2 separate regions of the Homo sapiens genome follow, and region 2 is linked to region 1. Evidence: chromatin contacts called from ENCODE Hi-C or POLR2A ChIA-PET data. All regions are on one chromosome and are shown on one strand. The core of a region is the stretch at or near the end of the contact, and the rest is flanking DNA. Distances in the headings are between cores, read along the strand shown.

Region 1 (6,427 bases), core at 320-2,819:
TGAACACATTGAAAAGGAACCATTAAAAGAAATCATTCTATTAATATAAAATAAATATATTCCTGTGTCAGTGTTCTGCAACCTATATTCTGATTTCAATTTTTGTTGAATGCCATTTGGGAGAATGTAGATCGGTAAGCAAAGTAAAATATATTACATTTTCTTATCATTTTTTATTAGTCATTATTATCATTTTCTTATCGATTTTAAAATTTCGCAAGCACCCAGATCTGCTATTTTTCAGCCATTTACATGTCTTCATGCATGGGAGTGGTAGCCCGTATACAGTCATTACACACCTGGATTATTTTCCCTATGAAAGACCTGTGTGAACATTCAGCCTTCTCTTGGTCAATCGACTTGGCAGAAAAACAGTTTAAGAAAATAAAAATATTAAAATATGGAATATTAATTGAAATATATTTTATGTTTTTAAGAAACATATTTGTACTTCAGATGAGGAGTATGAGAATACAATAGAAACCTTTAAAGGCTGTGTATATTACCAGATAAGAATGGTTTATAGGCCAGGCATGGGGGCTCATGCCTATAATCCCAGCACTTTGGGAGGCTGAGGCAGGCAGATTGCTTGAGCCCAGGAGTTTGAGACCAACCTGGGCAACATGGTGAAACCCTGTCTCTACAAAAAATACAAAAATTAGCTGGGCGTGATGGCATGTGCCTCTAGTCCCAGCTACTCAAGAGGCTGAGGTGGGAGTATCACTTGAGCCCAGGAGGCAGAGGTTGCAGTAAGCTGAGATCATGCCACTGCACTCCAGCCTGAGCAACGGAGCAAGACCCTGCCTCATTGAAAAGAAAAAAAAAAGAAAACAGAAAAAAGAAAGAAAGAACAGTTTATAATTAGACATTGCTGACAATTATTCTTTGTAGTTGTTTAGTGCTTTATAGCTCATAAGGTCTTTGTAATGGTTCTCTAAGACTTCTTTACATTCTATTAGTCTCTGAATATGACTTACTGAAGATTATACAGCTAAGTGGCAGGACACAGGACTCTATTTTTTCCTTTAAAGTCCTTATTACAAAATAAATACAAACTACTTTGTTTACTTGTTTACTGTGTTTCTCACCTATTGTGTTACTCACCACTACTAAAGTTCCAGGTAAGCAGGCACCACACCTGCTTTATTCCTCATTGTACCCCAATGCCTGGAATAGTCCTTGCACATAATACATTTTTGATGCATTTTTAATGAATTAAGGCAAGATATCAAATGTCTCTGATTCTAGTGCTTTCCTCCTTATACAACATTAGTGAGTACTTCAGGATTCTGGGATTATTTATTTGTTTAGAAGATCATGCTTCCCATATATTTGAAGGCAGTCAAACTCTTGTTCAAATACTATACTGAAATAAAAAGAGTCAAAGAAGTTTTGCTGTATGTAAATTAGTCTATACTTCTTTCCTTCAAATTCTATTCAACATGTCCAGCTACTTGATACATAGAAATTTTATAATAATATTCTCTACTTTTACTTACCACATTGTGGTAAAAAGTAAGTGGCATGTTTCAACTAATCCAGCCAGTATTGCTTTTATTTCCTCAAGCTAAGAGGGGTAAACAGAAATGGTTACCATGGAAAGTCATAAATACCACTGACTGCTATTTCCTCATTTGCTACTCTATCATGTATTAGGAGAATAAACCAAACTCTCCTTCTAAAAGTCGAGTTGCAGGCATGTGTAGGGCATTACATCCAGAGCTTCTGCAGTTCATTAGATTGCCCAGCTATAGCAGAAGTAGGGATGATAATAACAGTGGACACATATTGAGCATTTACCCAATGCCTGGTATTGCACTAGCAACATGCTATGGTTTGAATGTGCCCCACAAAGTTCATGTGTTGGAAACTTAATCCCCAAAGCAAGTGTTGAGAGGTGAAACCATTAAGAGGTGATTAGGCACAGTCCTCATGAATGAGTTAATGCTGTTATTGTGAGAGTGAGTTAGTTATCATGGGCGTGGGTTCCTAATAAAATAATAACTTTGTCTCTGTTCCCCCTTTATCTCTTGCCTTTCCATCTTCTACCACGGTATGACACAGCAAGATGGCACCTTACAAGATGCCAGCCCCTTGGACTTCCCAGTCTCCAAAACTGTGAGAAATAAATCTTCATTCTTAATAAATTACCCAGTCTCAGGTATTCTGTTATAGCAACACAAAACGGACTAAGACAATACATTATCTCATTTCATCCTCACACCAGGCCTATCAGTTAGGCCTGATATTTCTTCTTATTATTACACTTTTACAGAGGAAGAAGCTGATACTTAGAGATGTTAAGTTTTTAAAGTTCACTCAGCTAGTAGGTGGCAGAAGAGAGGTCCCAATCCAAGGCTTTTTTTTTTTTTTTTTAAACCGTGGTAATGATTTTATAGTATTTTTGTGCTGGAAATAGATAACTGAATGAAACAAAACTGAATAATTACTTACAGTAAAGGTCAGCTTTTTCTTACAATTTGTGTAGCTTTATTTCCTAAAAATTGGCATTTTTTTCCTATCTTTAGAGGAGTGATTCTTCTGGCTCGCTGCTCAAGGCTGCATTCTTAATTCCTAATAGTGACATACATCTCTGAACCTGGGAGGTGGAGGTTGCAGTGAGCCAAGATCATGCCACTACACTCCAGCCTGGGCAACAGAGTGAGACACCATCTCAAAAAAAAAAAAAAAAATTATATTGAAATTAACTGTGGACTCCTTGCACCCAGCTAAGAGCTTGGGACACAGTAGATACTTAATAGATTTTTGTTGAAATGAATTAATTTTGAACTAAACTTTAGTAACTAATCCCATTAAGTGAAAACCAGCATGGCACCAAGCCGACCTGCACTGAGGTGCCAGTGAACTCAATTATACGTGATATGTAAACACATCTAGGAATCAACGTTTTGATCTAGAGTATGAAGAAATCCAAGACTATAGGTAGACATAAATTATTTGAAGAAGTCCAGGTTATATCTAAATATAAATCTATACAGTAAGTCACAATTATCTAAACTTTTCCCACTTACCATCAGTTTTCTCCTCTTCCTTTTTTTTCTTTGCAGAATGAGCCGCATAATTGCTTCAATTTGCCACTTCCCTCTGACAGATGTAGTTATATGTATATATGTAATACATACACACATACATACATATGAGTTGAAGTCAATTAAGATAACAACTGACAAGAAATTAAATATTTAAAGATGTTGTTGATTATGTAGTTATCACAAATGTCTATTTAGCATCCCATATTGGAAAGAAAACCCCACCATGATTATCTCATGTTGGCAGTCTTCCCCCACCCCCCAAACTACAACTGCTACATAGTTACTTAGAGCCTTAATTCACAGTTGTTTATTTCCTGCTTTCACATCCAAAGTTGGGGAAAACAGACCATGGTGAATTTCAAATTTCAGAGCTAATAGCATACTTCTAGTATGGTAGGTATTTATTTAACTTTAATATGAGAAGTTAGGCATCTGTTTTTCTTTCAGCTGATGACACAGTTCATTTTCTCCTCAATAATAAAGAAATTTCAAAATGCATGAAAGCCCACTTTTTGCTTCATTTCCTGTAAATAACTTTACACTTACTTCAAAGCTGACCTTTCACTTAGATCAAAATCCCTGTTACTAAGACCTTGCAGAGAAGAGAACTGAATCAATAGGATGAACATTAAAATAATTGTATCTTGCTTTATTTACTGTACCCTGAACATCTTTGAGGGGTTATAATTTCTGGGGATGCCCTGAGCACTTTGAGTGAAGTATCTGCCAAAAATCACATCTGACTAGTGCCTTGTTATTTTTTTCCACTGTTGTTTTTTAAAAAATGCCATCAGGGAAGCTTAACTACAACAATTCTCTTTCAGTGTCGTCAATTTTCCATGAGTTCAGGCAGGCCACCAAACAGATCTCAAATACACAGAAAACTGTAAGTGGAAACCGGGTTAAAAGGGAAGGAAATGTTGCATGCACTTAATATCATAGAAATCAAGTATAAAGAACAGACTGCTAAATTGTAGAGTGAAATCAGGTTAACCATATTGACTGGAAACCGAATTCAAATTACCTTGCACTTGGTTCTGGGGAGAAATGAGGAGGCTTTAAAAATAGACACCACTGTTTTTGGCCTTTGTTTAAAATAGTGATTCCCAAGACTAAATTTCTCTTACTGTCTCTTACACGCCTGGATCAAAAGAAGCAAATCTGACTAGTTTAGAAAAATCTTTAGGGAAAACCCAATTCCTTTGTCTCTTCAACAAAGACTTTGAATAAGAGTTTAAGTTTGCTTTAGCCTGTGCATTTTAAGAACTGGACAACACATGTACTGGGAGCCAGAAAGAGTTTCCTCACATGATCTAAGCTTTGGAATTCCTTTGTTTCTTGCCTTTCAGATGGAAAAAGAATAACAAGTATGGTATTGTCCACAAACTCATTGACCATTCAGTCTCCATTTTAATATACTACACATACACTGTGTGAGTGTGTCTGAAAGACGGTGGGCAGGGGAGACAGAAGAAACTGTGGGTGTTTATGGTTAATATTAATCACTTGGATAATGAATATTATTATTAGAAAATTAGAATTTTATAATTGCATTAAACCTGAAAATTATTAAATATATTGATCTTTAATACTTGGTTCCTAAGACTGTTATTTTTTAACAATCTTTTTTATGTGCTAATTATATGAAAGGGTAGTCTCTTTCAGTGAAATAATTCCCCCTTTCCATCCTTTTCCCCACAATATTCCTGTATCCATCAAGAACAATGTCTTTATAACTGGTAGGCTTTTTGGCCTCTGTCATTCCTATTTTGAACCAAATGATTAAAAAATGACTGTGGTAAATGTTAGCTAACTTGGCGTTATTAGGGCCAAAAGAAGTCCTTCACATATTTAGGCTAATAAGAACACAGGATTCCGGTTTTTTGTATACCTCAAGATCCTCCTTTTGTAATCAAAGATTTGAACACCCAAAAATGGTGACATGAAGCAAGGTGGAATGCCAAAAAATGAAGAAAAATATACTTTCCTGTCGTCCATGCTGATACCTGTGTTTGTTGGCTGAATCCCTGAAAGCTATTCCTTTGTCTCCCTCTTCAAGTACTGATTTCCAGACAGCCACCTGACCGCCACCTGAGCTCATATTACTGCCCCTTGCCTAGGAGATCTTTGTATAGCTCCTAACTCTGAAGCTTTGTGGCCAAAGGAAGTTATTTATGCCATCTGTAAAAGAGGGAGCAAAATGGCTGCCTCTTATATTGTGTTCCACAAGGGTGCTCAGGAAATTTATGAAAAATCTATTCCAGTGACTGCTGAGATATGAATGTTGAACTCCTAATGGCTGCTAATGGGCGATCTTATTGCACTCTTCCTGTTTTCCTTACCCCCAAGTGGTCAGCCAGCATTCAGAGAGGGTAAGAAAGATGGGGGGGTTGGTGAATAATGATTGCCGGGTAAACCACCAGGGACTGGGTTTGATAATGCATCCTCACTTGGAAATGCCTGAGCAGGAAGCACCTCCGAGACATAGTCCAGGAAGGCCCCAAAAAGCTTTCCAGGTAGAGATCGGTGAGTTTCTATGATCCCCAGAACCTGGGAATCCTCCTGACAACTTTGTATTGTCCTAGGGTGCTTGATTTATCTGGCTGAGTCCCTTACTTTTATATAGACCAGTTTTCTAAAACTTGAGGGCAGATGCTTGTCTTCTACCATAAAATGCTGGTAAGAAAGAGATTTCACAACCCATTCTAAAATTTAATTTTTCTTTAGTCTTCCAAAAATATGAAAAGTCACTAGTTATACTTTCTCATGTAGTAAATTCCAGAACTCCCTTGTCATTTGATACTTACAATACCTTACAAGGAAGATATGCCAGAACCATGTGGTAATAAAACCTTTTTCCATATATATATTGGTAATGTTCCACAAACCAAATCAGCTTTCCTAATACAACTTTGTACAGCGATCAGATACATTAGGCCTATCACTCACCACTGAAAAAAGACAGTGGTGGCTCACACCTGTAATCCCAGCACTGTGGGAGGCCGAGGCGGGCAGATCACGAGGTCAGGAGATCGAGACCATCCTGGCTAACACAGTGTAACCCTGTCTCTACTAAAAATACAAAAAATTAGCCGGGCGTGGTGGCGGGCGCCTGTAGCCCCAGCTACTGGGGAGGCTGAGGCAGGAGAATGGCGTGAACCTGGGAGGCAGAGCTTGCACTGAGCTGAGATCCCACCACTGCACTCCAGCCTGGGCGACAGAGCGAGACTCTGTCTTAAAAAAAAAAAAAAGACAGTGGTATCCAACAATTATCATATCAAATACTTGATATATAACAGTTCCTTTTTTTTTTTTGATATATTTAAGAGAGAATAAGAAATCCCCAACCATGTTAAATTCTTTACCAAGAATCA
Region 2 (6,110 bases), core at 2,346-4,845, 70 kb after region 1:
GATGGATAGATCTATAAAACATTTCTACTATGTAGACTCAAATATTTACAAAGGGAAGTGAATCTCTGGGTATTCAAGAAGAAAAGGAGAAAGAGTAGGAGAGAGTAAGGGGAGGAGGAAAGGGAAGAAGAGAAGGATGTTTAATTGCCTAAAAGGACCGTTCCCTCCCCAATTATAACAGCATTTTGCCATGTACAATTCCATCATAGGCTCTGGGTGCTTTAGAAGTCTATTTAGATTAAGAAACAATTACGCTTAGTTTGGAGTTTTGTTCAATATGTTTCAAATTCTGAGACCACTAGGACTATTCCACATGAATGGCTTATATCAAGGACCTATTTGTAGACAAAAAAGTAAAAGGATTTGTGAATATATCAAAATGTCTATGAGTATAAAAGCTTAGACCAAGTGGAGTCATATGAAGACCTAAGAAAAGGATTTTAAAAGTCTCAAATGGGGCGGGGTGTGGTGGCTCATGCCTGTAATCCCAGCACTTTGGGAGGCCAAGGCAGGCGGATCACGAGGTCAGGAGATCGAGACCATCCTGGCTAACACGGTGAAACCCCGTCTCTACTAAAAATACAAAAAATTAGCCCAGCGTGGTGGCGGGCACCTGTAGTCCCAGCTACTTGTGAGGCTGAGGCAGGAGAGTGGCGTGAACCTGGGAGGTGGAGGTTGCAGTGAGCCAATATCATGCCACCACACTCCAGCCTGAGCGACAGAGAGAGACTCCATCTCAAAAAAAAAAAGTCTCTAATGGAAGTATAGTACCATGAAGGCCTCATGTTAATCACACACAGGAGGAAAAAGAGTCTATTTTCTACCATTGTGGATGAAGTAGAAAAAATCATGTAAGAATTGATTATGTTTCGGCCGGGCATGGTGGCTCGCGCCTGTAATCCCAGCACTTTGGGAGGCCGAGGCAGGCGCATCATGAGGTCAGGAGATCAAGACTATCCTGGCTAACACGGTGAAACCCTGTCTCTACTAAAAATACAAAAAAAAAAAAAAAAAAAAAAAATTAGCCGGGGGTGGTGGCGGGCGCCTGTAGTCCCAGCTACTCAGGAGGCTGAGGCAGGAGAATGGTGTGAACCCGGGAGGTGGAGATTGCAGCGAGCCGAGATCTCACCACTGCACTCCAGCCTGGGTGACAGAGCAAGACTCCATCTCAAAAAAAAAAAAAAAAAATTGATTATGTTTCAGCAGTTTTATTGGAGTAACCAAGTCTACATGAAAGGCAAAGCATGGTCACCAGTTATGGAATCCCAGGTAGGATCAGGAATGCGTTAGGAAAGTGCTAATTGCTTCAATATAATTCTTCAAAGCCTGCAAAAATCAGGGATTAGGAGAATGAAGGTTAGTAAAGCTTGCTTTGGGTAAAGATGTGATGTGAAAGAAAAGCCATAGAGATAGGATCCATTAAGTAACTATGCTGTGTTCCAGATGAAATTTTTTTTTTTTTTTGAAACGGATTTTCGCTCTTGTCACCCAGGCTGGAGTGCAATGGCACGATCTTGGCTCACTGCAACCTCCACCTCCCGGGTTCAAGCGATTCTCCTGTCCTTAGCCTCCCGAGTAGCTGGGATTACAGGCACATGCCACCACGCCTGGCTAATTTTGTATTTTTGGTAGAGACAGGGTTTCACCACGTTGGCCAGGCTGGTCTCGAATTGCTGACCTCAGGTGATCTATCCGCCTCGGCCTCCCAAAGTGCTCAGATTACAGGTATGAGCCATCACGTCTAGCCTCAGATGATATTTTTTACCTATAGAATGTGAGCTCCCAAAGGAAACACCTAGTAAAGTTTTGAACACAGTAACAAGGCAATAAATATGTTGAAAAAAAGGAATCTAAATTGCCTTTTAAAATCATTTATGAATGACAGCACAGCAATTGCAAATGTAACATATCAGGCTACAATAATATAACCAAGCCTCCATATATTCATTTAATCAACAAATACCTATTGAATACCTTATAGATGCCAGGCTGTGTTTTAGGCACTGGGCATTCAGACATATGCAAAACAGAAAAAGTTGCTGACTTCATGGTGTTTACACATCAGTGACAAAGGCACAGCATATCTGGACAATTACCTGAATTAATATGTTTAACATTCTCTAAAGAACAGATATTTTAATGATTTTTCAAATAATTGCACCATGAATACACCAATTGACTAGGTATTTCACTTCCTTAAGAATTGCTGGCTCTGGAAAAGAATGCAACAAGTCCTATCAGATTATGCCTTAAAAATGTGCAAAATGTTTGTTGTCAGATCTGGCTGTACATTTATTAAGCTGTATTCATAATTAACAAATTTTATTTAGTTTTTTTAGATATAAGTCAGCCGGCAAGCTGCTAGGAGCAAGCCTTTACAAAAAAAAGTAAAAGAAAAACATAGTATCCTTTCTCTTGAGGCACTTATATTCTAATGCAAGAAGTCGCAAGTCACAGAGAAATACACTTAAACACAAATGACCAAACATGAACATACTTACTAATTCAAATGCAAAATACATATATGGTGTAGAAACGGAAATGAATCTGTAACATACTTTGGAATGAGTGAATCAGTGCAGGTCAGCCATGCATGAAAATATTTAGCCTACCCAAGGATCTATTTGTTAAATGTTTTCAAAAAATTCAGTGCGGTTATTCTCAATAATATGAGTGCAAAAACACATTTTAAACAGAAATCTTTCTCCTTTCTAATCTACTGTATTAGTGAGTGCTCTCACAGGAAATAGATGGTGCACTTGACTTAGGATAATTCATGAAGGGGTTAAGGACTAATTATCCAGGTGTAAATAGGGTGTGGGGGAATCTCCAGGGATACAGCGGGAACCCAGGGCTAACTACAGAGATGCTGTCAGCATCCCTAGGCCTGAAGGACTGAGGGAGGGAGAGGTTTCTGGAACTGAGGAGAGAGAGTCCTGTGGGGCAGGCTGCCTTGAAAGGAAGCATGGGCCTTCTGACCAGCAGGGACAAAAGGGTGTAGGTGCACTTGGAGGGGCAAATGGAAGACATGTGACATGCACCACATATACTATTGCCCACCCAAGTTAATTAAATAGTCATTCAATATTTATTGAGCACCTACTACGCGCCAACCCCTGTACTATGGAAGGACGCTAAAAGAAGAGTAGGTCATTGTGTCTGCCCTCAATAATTCAGAGCCTAGCGTAGATGACAGACTTACAAACAGACTAAGTAATGTGCATTGATTCAGGCAAGTTCTGTAACAGAAATTTGCAAAAGTGTTGTGAAAACAAAGAGGGTTGAGAAAGAGCTATCCTTTGGAAAGGGACATTACTAGGGAATTGCTGACACACAGCCTTTACCAGTAAGATCAGGTTAATTGTATTCAAGATAATAAAGAGGTCACTGATTTATGGGCCTATAATTCTGATATATTTACATAGATAAAAGCATATGCATTAAGAGGTCTCACCAAAGACTCCAAGAGTTTTTGTTTTTGTTTTTTTAAACCACAATTTATATCAGAAATAGCGCATTGCAGTCACATTATGTTGAAGGAATCTGCTTAAGTTCATACAGCCACTTAGTAGCAGAGAGAGAGGACAAGGACTCAGGTTTCCTGGCTTTCTGCCAAGGTGAATCTTGAAGGTGTAACATGTTTTCGATGTAATTTTAGGTGCACCTAAATTAAATTAGTTGCCTTTCTCCTCTCATCATTGCTCTACTACATTTCATTTCTCTTTATCCTTCATTCTTATTACATTGATCGGAGGGCCTCTTGAAATTGGCATCAGTGAACTTCTTAAGAATCGAAAGCTCAGAGTCCTATATCTGTTGCTTAGCAGTAAATTTCAGTAATGTGTTTTTCACTTTACTTTGTGGTAGCCTGTACTTTCCTGGCGTAATTTCTTTTCATATAATGTGTGAATTTTACAGTATGATGTCAACATGGTGAAATGCATAACCATATGGTTGCCACATAATTGAATGCTCCAGTCTGTTAATTGTGCTTTGAGCAATTACTGTAGTGACCTAATTGTTGCCATTCCTTGTTTTGTTAGTAACAATTATTCAGTCTACTTGAATGCAGCAAACTTACCAATATATTCATTTACTCATTTCTACAAGACTGTGAGTGAACTCCCAGGGACCATCCCCGGGCCTTAACATGATGCCTGGTATATTGCAGATGCTCTATACTTGTTTAATCATCCAACATGCATTTAGCATCATGCATTTAGCATCTAATGTCTAACACATTTCAGGCACTGCACTTGGGGTACAAATATAAATATGACATAGTCACTGCCTTCAAGAGGCTCGGGCTAAGTTTAATTCAATTTTACTGTTTTTTAGGCAGACCAGTACTGTGTGGTAAAACAGCAGGCTTGTGAAGGGACACCTTCAAACATGATAATGAGAGCAGTTGTATGATTCATGTTGCTTAAACTAGAGCCTATGTAGCTCACAGGCTGAATTGACTTGGCAAGCAAAATAATTGCTCTTGCAGTAGCCCAAATGTCGCTGCTTCTGATGAGCTGCCTTCTGCTCTTCTAACTGATGGGACTGATGGCTGGAGGTTGCCTGGCCATCGGAACCCTTTTCTTTTCTTTCCTCTCAAAGGTCAAAGATGTGTCTTCCTTCATCCATCCCTACCTTCTTTGTTGCTCCTTTGGAAAGATTCCCGTCTGGCTTACAGCTAATACAGTTGAGCATTGAGGTTTGTTTCTGCACTTTGTTTTCAAACTTTCAGGTGTTTTGCTCATGTTGTCCATGCAAATTTTTACACGTTTAAGAAGAAACAAAGTTTACTTTTGTGCCTAAGGAAAAACTGATGTCTTTGGTAAAAATGATGCCTTATATGAACTTTCTGGTTCTAAAAGCTTTCTTAATTTCAGTTTTGATTGACTCTTTTTTTTTTTTAATTATTGAGAAGGTTAAGCAATAGAAGTTTTTATGTGTTATCTAGAAATAATTCCTTGATCTTTTCAAAATGCTTTGTGAACATGGAAAATAAGTATAGCTTATATGTTATCAAAAATGAGTTTCTTTATGCAACATGAATATTTGGGGTGAGTATCAGTAATACAAGAGAAAGTAAACAATTCTGCTGAAAAGTGTTTATAATTGCAGAGATATTGAAATTGCCGGATAGGCGGGTGCGGTGGCTCATGCCTGTAATCCCAGCACTTTGGGAGGCCGAGGCGGGCAGATCACGAAGTCAGGAGTTTGAGACCAGCCTGACCAACATGGTAAAACCCTATCTCTACTAAAAATATAAAACAAAATTAGCCAGGCATGGTTGTGTACCTGTAATCCTAGCCACTCAGGAGCCTGAGGCAGGAGAATCGCTTGAACCCAGGAGGCGGAGGTTGCAGTGAGCCGAGATTGTACGACTGCACTGCAGCCTGGGTGAAAGAGCGAGACTCCATCTCAAAAAAATAGAAATTGCCAGAATGGCTGCCAGTGAGTAAAGGTTCATCAGGAAACCCATTTCATTTTGTGCTTTTCAGACCTAAAGTAAAAGAGTACAGATGTTTTCTTCTTTTATTCTTGTCTGCAAAGTCCACACATAAAGTCAACTATGTGAGAAAATAAAAGCTGCTTTGGTTATGGATTTTGGAGCAGCCCTGCAACTCCATATTATTATTTATCAAATACTTTGGAAATTTCTGGAAAAATAGAGGTATGAAAAGGAGCACCGGGAAAACAAATGGTTTTAGAAGAATCTTTTAAAAATATCATGTTTGGTAAATAAAAAACAAAAGTTATATAGACCACGATGAAGTGTTACCAGCATAAAAAAGGGGCAGGGAAATATCATCGCCCAACCTCCTGCAAAAACGCAGTAAATTTAAACCATAACATTCTTTCAAGGTAACTTAAGGAAAGATGTTAAGTCTGCTTCCCTTTTTGTTTTCATACAAGAGATTTAGTCTGCCCTCTATAAAAGGACTTGTTTTCTTGTAACTGCACCAGTTAGACTTCTCTATTGTAATCTGGAAATCTATGGCTTTGGGGTCCTCCAAGCATAGCTTTTTGTTGTGTGCTCTTTCTGCTGGGCAACACTGTGCTGCAAAGGATGTCATTTTAATTATTCACTGGCCCATCTTTTAAGCCTCTTAAAG

The links. A loop is a pair of places that touch in the nucleus more often than their neighbours do. ChIA-PET counts read pairs that join two places held with the same protein, here RNA polymerase II (POLR2A).
Region 2: a loop to region 1 is called in a map of CD8-positive, alpha-beta T cell, with 2.8 times the contacts of the local background. The contact joins two enhancer-like sites. A Hi-C loop is called at or near these places in 4 of 168 maps with a recorded cell type or tissue (CD8-positive, alpha-beta T cell, Caco-2 and PC-3). POLR2A ChIA-PET finds 5 or more read pairs at or near these places in 7 of 52 experiments (A673, Panc1, activated CD4-positive, alpha-beta T cell and 4 more).

What each region holds. Positions count from the first base shown.
Region 1 is chr11:96,133,187-96,139,613 of GRCh38, forward strand. All of the region lies in intron 1 of MAML2 (mastermind like transcriptional coactivator 2), which reads right to left. Among named protein-coding and RNA genes, the nearest start is that of MIR1260B, 210 kb to the right of the region's middle. Within about 2 kb of position 1,570, at least 3 of the 41 ENCODE cell types and tissues checked have a DNase peak (open chromatin) inside an H3K27ac peak, as active enhancers do.
Region 2 is chr11:96,201,181-96,207,290 of GRCh38, forward strand. The region is part of intron 1 of MAML2 (mastermind like transcriptional coactivator 2); the gene reads right to left. Among named protein-coding and RNA genes, the nearest start is that of MIR1260B, 140 kb to the right of the region's middle. Within about 2 kb of position 3,596, at least 3 of the 41 ENCODE cell types and tissues checked have a DNase peak (open chromatin) inside an H3K27ac peak, as active enhancers do.